Regions from separate parts of the Homo sapiens genome. Here region 2 is linked to region 1. Evidence: chromatin contacts called from ENCODE POLR2A ChIA-PET data. All regions are on one chromosome and are shown on one strand. The core of a region is the stretch at or near the end of the contact, and the rest is flanking DNA. Distances in the headings are between cores, read along the strand shown.

The links. ChIA-PET counts read pairs that join two places held with the same protein, here RNA polymerase II (POLR2A).
Region 2: POLR2A ChIA-PET joins it to region 1 with 13 read pairs in activated naive CD4-positive, alpha-beta T cell. The contact joins two enhancer-like sites. POLR2A ChIA-PET finds 5 or more read pairs at or near these places in 3 of 52 experiments (BJ, WTC11 and activated naive CD4-positive, alpha-beta T cell).

The regions. Positions count from the first base shown.
Region 1 is chr14:102,653,797-102,656,935 of GRCh38, reverse strand. The region is part of intron 2 of RCOR1 (REST corepressor 1); the gene reads right to left. Among named protein-coding and RNA genes, the nearest start is that of RCOR1, 63 kb to the right of the region's middle. Within about 2 kb of position 1,600, at least 2 of the 41 ENCODE cell types and tissues checked have a DNase peak (open chromatin) inside an H3K27ac peak, as active enhancers do.
Region 2 is chr14:102,869,116-102,872,485 of GRCh38, reverse strand. TRAF3 (TNF receptor associated factor 3) reads right to left here. Exons shown (of 12, transcript NM_145725.3): 3 at 2,040-2,301; 4 at 518-569. The coding sequence starts at 2,284. Among named protein-coding and RNA genes, the nearest start is that of AMN, 52 kb to the left of the region's middle. Within about 2 kb of position 1,390, at least 3 of the 41 ENCODE cell types and tissues checked have a DNase peak (open chromatin) inside an H3K27ac peak, as active enhancers do.

The DNA of each region.
Region 1 (3,139 bases), core at 351-2,850:
TGCATGGTGGTGTATGCCTGAAATCCCACCTGCTTGGGAGGCTGAGGCAAGAGAATCACCTGAACCTGGAAGGCGGAGGTTGCAGTGAGCTGAGATTGCGCGACTGCACTACACCCTGGGCGACAGAGTGAGACCTGATCTCAAAAAAAAAAAGAAAAGAAAAGAAACCTTTTCTGAGCAGGTGCTGTGGGAGTAATCCCAGCACTTTGGGAGGCTGAGGTGGGTAGATCGCTTGAGTCAGAAGTTCAAGACCAGCCTGGCCAACATGGTAAAACCCCATCTCTACTAAAAATACAAAAAATCAGCCAGGTATATGGTGGCAAGCCTGCAGTCCCAGTTACCTAGGAGGCTGGAACAGGAGAATTGCTTGAACCCAGGAGGCAGAGGTTGCAGTGATGGCACCACTGCACTCCAGCCTGGGTGACAGAGTGAGACTCCATCTCAAAACAAACAAATAAACAAAAAAACAGAAACATTTTCTTAAAAATGTCTCAGCTTGGCGGGACACCGTGGCTCACACCTATAATCCCAATACTCAGGGAGGCTGAGCAGGCGGATCGCTTGAGGTCAGGAGTTTGAGACCAGCCTGGCCTACATGGTGAAACCCTACCTCTACTGAAATACAAAAATTAGCTGAGTGTGGTGGCACATGCCTATAATCCTAGCTACTCAGGAGGCTGAGGCAGGAGAATCGCTTGAACCCGGGAGGTGGAGGTTGCAGTGAGCCTAGATCACACCACTGCACTCCAGTCTGGGCGACACAGCGAGACTCTGTCTCCAAAAAAAAAATAAAAAAAATAAAAAAATCTCAGCAAAGTGATTTCAAAGAATGAAAAGAATCTGTTTCCACTCAAATAAATGGGTACATCAAGAAACATTACAACTTACACAAGCTTAATCTTAATTTTGGAATCCACTGCATTAGTTGGTTCATAGGTTTATTTCACGTGTGTGTGTGTGTGTGTGTGTGTGTGTGTGTGTGTGACAAAAAGTCTCACTCTGTTGCCCAGGCTGGAGTGCAGTGGCGCGATCTCGACTGACCGCAACCTCCACCTCCCAGGTTCAAGGAATTCTCTTGCCTCAGCCTCCTGAGTAGCTGGGATTACAGACGCCTGTGACCACACCCGGCTAATTTTTGTATTTTTAGTAGAGACGGGGTTTCACCATGTTGGCCAGGCTGGTCTTTAACTCCTGACCTCAGGCAATTCGCTCGCCTCAGCCTCCCAAAGTGCTAGGATTACAGGTATGAGCCACTATGCTCAGCCTTCTCCTTCATTTTTTTGTTTCATACATACAACCAGTGGGAGATAGGGGACAGACAAGCTAGAAGGAAATATTTATTGATCACCTATTATGTGCCAGACACTTTCACAAATATGAGCTTGTAATCTTCGCAACTTTCTGAACTATTAATAGATACCTAAAGCAGTGCTTAAAAATTAAGACTATAAAAAACATAGGAAAATACTGTGATAAAGCAAAAACAAAAGCAAATTATAAAACATGCCATAGTTAAGGTATTGAGAGGAAGGAATGTCAATGAGCTTCACAAAGGGAAAAATGCCCATGAGTCATTCAGCTTCCTGCCATTCTAAAGTAAAGTACAACAGGTCAGATATTCTCCAGTATTTAAACAGAATCCTTGTAGAAAATAAATCAGAAAACTGCCTCCAGGAAGGGAAAATGGAAGGCCAGGAATGCCTAAGAAATGTACTTCTCTTGTGCATAACCCTTTTGCATCTTTTAATTTTGTACCATATGCCTGTATTGCCTATCCAAATATTCAACAAAATTTAGCTTAAAAAAAAAAAAAAAAAAAAAAAAAGGTTGTCCGCGGTGGTGAATGCCAGAGACCCCAGCACTTTGGGAGGCTGAGGAGGGAGGATGGCTTGAGGCCAGGAGTTTGAGACCACCCTGGGCAACATGGCAAGACCTTATCTCTACAAAAAATGTTTTTAAAGTGAGCCAGGCTAGTGTCACCTACCTCCAGTCCCAGCTACTTGGGAGACTGAGACAGGAGGATCCTTTAAGCCCAGGAGACTGACACTGCAGCAAGCCTTGATCATGTCACTGCACTCCAGCCTAGGTGACGAAGAGATCTTGTCTCAAAAAAAAAGGAAAAGAACAGGAAAAAAAAAAAAAAAAAAAACTCAACCACAGGGAAAGAGGTGTGGCCAAGATACCAATTCTATATTTTTTTTCTTTTTTTAAAAATTTTTTTCTTTATTTTCTTGTAGAGACAGGTTCTCACTATCTTGCCCAGGCTGGTCTCAAACTCAGGCTCAAGTGATCCTCCCCATCTTCGCCTCTCAAAGTGCTGGTATTACAGGTGTCAGCTAGTGCGCCTGGCCTCATTAATTCTAAATTACAAAGATCAGACTTAATCATATTCCCTCTGCAGAGAACTGTGGTTCCAACAAACACACTACTCCCTAGGCCACCCACATCATGAAAAGGTGTGTGTCATCGGAAACCCACAGCCATTATGCGGCATTACTCAAATACTAAATGACAAGCTCAAATTAGAACTACATCTTGTCTTTTACCTACTCTTCATTTTTACCCAAGTGCCTGGCTCAAAATGGAAACTGTATTTTACATGATGGCTATTGTATTAGTCTGTTCTCACACTGCTATAAAAAAATACCTGGCCGGGCGCAATGGCTCAGACCTGTAATCCCGACACTTTGGGAGGCTGAGGCGGGCAGATCACCTGAGGTCAGGAGTTCGAAACCATCCTGGCTAACACGGTGAAACCCTGTCTCTACTAAAAATACAAAAAATTAGCCAGGCGTGGTGGCAGGCACCTGTAGTCCCAGCTACTCGGGAGGCTGAGGCAGGAGAATGGCGTGAACCCGGGAGGCAGAGCTTGCAGTGAGTGGAGATCGCACCACTGCACTCCGGCCTGGGCGACAGAGCCAGACTCCGTCTCAAAAAAAAAAAAAAAAAAAAGAAAGAAAGAAAGAAAGAAAGAAAGAAAGAAAGAAAGAAAGAAAGAAAGAAAGAAAGAAAGAAGGAAATACCTGAGATGAGACTAGGTAATTTATAAAGAGAAGAGGTTTCAATGGCTCAAGGTTCTGCAGGCTGTACAGGAAGCATGATGCTGGCATCTGCTCAGCTTCTAGGGAGGCCTCAGTAA
Region 2 (3,370 bases), core at 141-2,640, 220 kb before region 1:
GAAGGGGCTAATCTCACTCATGTCTAATGACTTAAAGATATCACAGGGGGCCTGGGGGGCAGGGAGCACAAACTCAAATGAACCCCTCAGCCTAGCGAGTCTGAAGGTAAAACCTAGTGTAAGAGTTGAGTAGAAGCTGTCTGGGATAAAGACCTGCAATGACGGAAGTGACCCAACCACAGACAGCCCTGCCACAGACAGGCATCTCAGCACTTTGCTCACATCAACCCCTTACTCCTCACACCAGCTCCCTGCGGTCTTAGCAGGTGATATGATTATTACAGGTGAGGGGGTGAAGTAGCTCACAGAGTTCACACAGTAGGGAAGTGGCCAAGTGGATCTGAATCCACTGTCTGCCCAGGTGATCACATGGCACAGTGTCCTGCCTGGGAGCCTGCCGCATCAGCTGCCAAAACTGAGAGAATGTGTTGTGCCAGAGTGCCGAATGCAAACTATGTGAAAAGTATTACCCAGCTGAAAACATGTGACAAAATGATTAAAAAAAACCCCAGAATACCTTATCTTTAACGATGCTCTCTTGACACGCTGTACATTTTGGACTTGAAGAGCTGCAGGGAAACACAAGTGACTGCATTAGAGTGGAAGTCCCTTTCTTGAGAGGACTCAGGAGATTCTGGGAGCATTCACTTTATGGTCAGGTCTGCACAGTGGCTCACAGCAACCAGCAGAGCTTCAGGACGCCCTGGTGATTCACTTTACATAGGAAGCCATGGGAGAAAAGGGCTACATTTTTTAAAATGCTGATTTTTCAAAAGGAAGTTACCAAGTAGAACAGTTTAGTTCAGTCCCACTTGGAAAGCCCCTTCCACTTAATGTAAAAGTGAAATTTTATTTCAGAAACCAAAGCTAGCTGTCTGCAGAGCAGCTCTTCAGTGTGAGTACCTGTTTACTTGGAGAGCCTTGCTCCTGCGTTGTAAAAGCAGCCAGCCCTTCTCCACAGGCCATTTGGCTTCACTGTCTATTGGAAGGCCAATGGCACCTGCACAGGGGGACCAGCCTCCCTCCCCTGTGGCCCACCATATATGGGGGCTCCAGCCCCTCCTCCACCGGGAAGCTTCTCCTGGGCCCAGAGGTGTAGTCCAGGCTCTTGTGTTAGGAGACACGGTGTTCTGTGTCTCCTGTGCTGTCACTAAGCTCAAGTGTCATTTTGCCCCCAAGTGGGCAAAGGTTAGCTGACTATTTGGGATGAGTGGGTAAGACCACAGAGGGAAGCATGGAGAAGGGGGAGGGTGAAGGCAGGTGACAGGGCAGGGGGCTGGCTGCTGTGCCCAGGCTGGGGCTCGGGTGCAGCCCAGGCTTGAGTGCTGTGGGAGGAGGAGCTGGCAACCTTCCCAGGCCGACATGCCCTGACGGCAGTGGCCAAGACCAGGGCATCCCGCAGCGACCCCAGCACCCAGCACAATGCCAGAAAACATGAGGCCTGCAGGGTGAATCAAGGTGCTCTTCTGGCCGATGCTATTCTGCAGTAAAGCTCCAGCCTGCCTTCATGATCCACCAGCGGTACCAGCACTGGCACTCAGCAGCAAAGGGCTGCCATGGGCTCGGTGCATGTTCCACACACGCCTGCTGAGTAAGCATGCGGCCTAGGTTTCTGCTCGGGTAGGGACCTGTCCAGTCCTTTAAGCTGACCCCATCCTCCCTCCTCTCTGCGGCATCCTTGCACACCAGCACACGTGCCCTTAAATGACTGGCTTGTCATTTCCTGGTGTATCTCCTCCATGGAACTGTGAGGTTCCTCAATAAAATACAGCAACACATATGAGGGGCACCAAGGCTCTACAGACGGAGTGGGAAGACACGGGCGGGGCAGGTCAGAGACACGCAGAGGCCTCAGTAAACCCACACGTGGGATCCCACTGCACCTCCCTAAAGGATTCACAAGCTGGGCCCGGAGGCTTTTATGGACTTCTTTAGGGCTTTAAACCTCTAGAGGTTTATTTTTAGAGAAACGAATGAAGGAGAGGGTGAGGCCGAGGGCTGAGAAGGGGCCGGGCGACGGGCCGGGCGAGGGCGCCTACCTCAGCAGGGCCGCCATGCAGCTCTCGCAGAAGCGGTGCCCACACTCGGTCTGCTTCGGGCTGCACAGCACCAGGTGGCACTTCTCACACTTGTACTTGTCCTCCACGGTCTTCACAAACTTTTCCTTGTAACCTCCTTGTTCAGGGACAAAAACTGGCGTCCCAGCACTGCGGTCAGTGTGCAGCTTTAGCGGCGGGTTAGTCTGCAGCGCGCCAGGAGAGTCCATCTTTTTACTCGACTCCATTTTAGGAAAGAGGAGTTCTGTCGGGAAAAAACAGTAGAGTGCCATCATATCCTCTCATGCAAGGAAACAAACACAGCTTTGGGAAAGCAAAAGTGCCTGAGACCTGCTGTCTTTCAGTTTTAGGCAACACAAGAATCCTTCCCAACTTTAATATGTGTTGGGAACAAAACATGATCAAATATGCTTCCATCCTTTCTATTTTACCCAAACACATAGTAACTATTGATATTATTATTCAAAAAACTTCCTAAAAAGTATACTTAATAAATTGGGATGAGGTGGAAAGATTGCTGAGCCCAGGAGTTGAAGGTTGCACCAAGCTATGATGGCACCACTGCACTCTAGGCTGAGCAACAGAGCGAGGCCCTGTCTCCAAAAATTTTTTTTTTTTTTTTTTAGACGGAGTCTCGCTCTGTTGCCCAGGCTGGAGTGCAGTGGCGCCATCTTGGCTCACTGCAAGCTCCGCCTCCCAGGTTCATGCCATTCTCCTGCCTCAGCCTCCCGAGTAGCTGAGACTACAGGCGGCCACCACCACACCTGGCTAATTTTTTGTATTTTTAGTAGAGACGGGGTTTTACCACATTAGCCGGGATGATCTCAATCTCCTGACCTCGTGATCTGCCTGCCTCAGCCTCCCAAAGTGCTGGGATTACAGGTGTGAGCCACCACACCAGCCAAAAATGTTTTAAAGTTAATAATACAGTATTTTTGAGGTTTAAAAAAATACATATACTATTTTGCTGTGTTGTAACTTTGAATTCAATGCATCATTCTGAGATTTTAACTGAAACAACAGCTGTTCTCAGCCAGTTTTCCTTCCTCATTGACTTCCGCTAGATGAGTCTCAATGCTACAACTCAGACTGGCCTGGTCAACCTGCTTCTGGAGCCCAGGGGTTGTTCCTTCCTGGGTAAACCCTGTGACAGTGTGCCCACAGTACTCAAAGTGCTCAGTTTTGACATTCACCCTCATCTTATTAATCTAGCACCACCCTGACCCAGCATGCTGTGCACAGAGCTGTGGAGTGGGCCCGTTGTGGACCCACAGAGCACGTCACACCATGTCACACTGGTGAGGAGCGTGTGA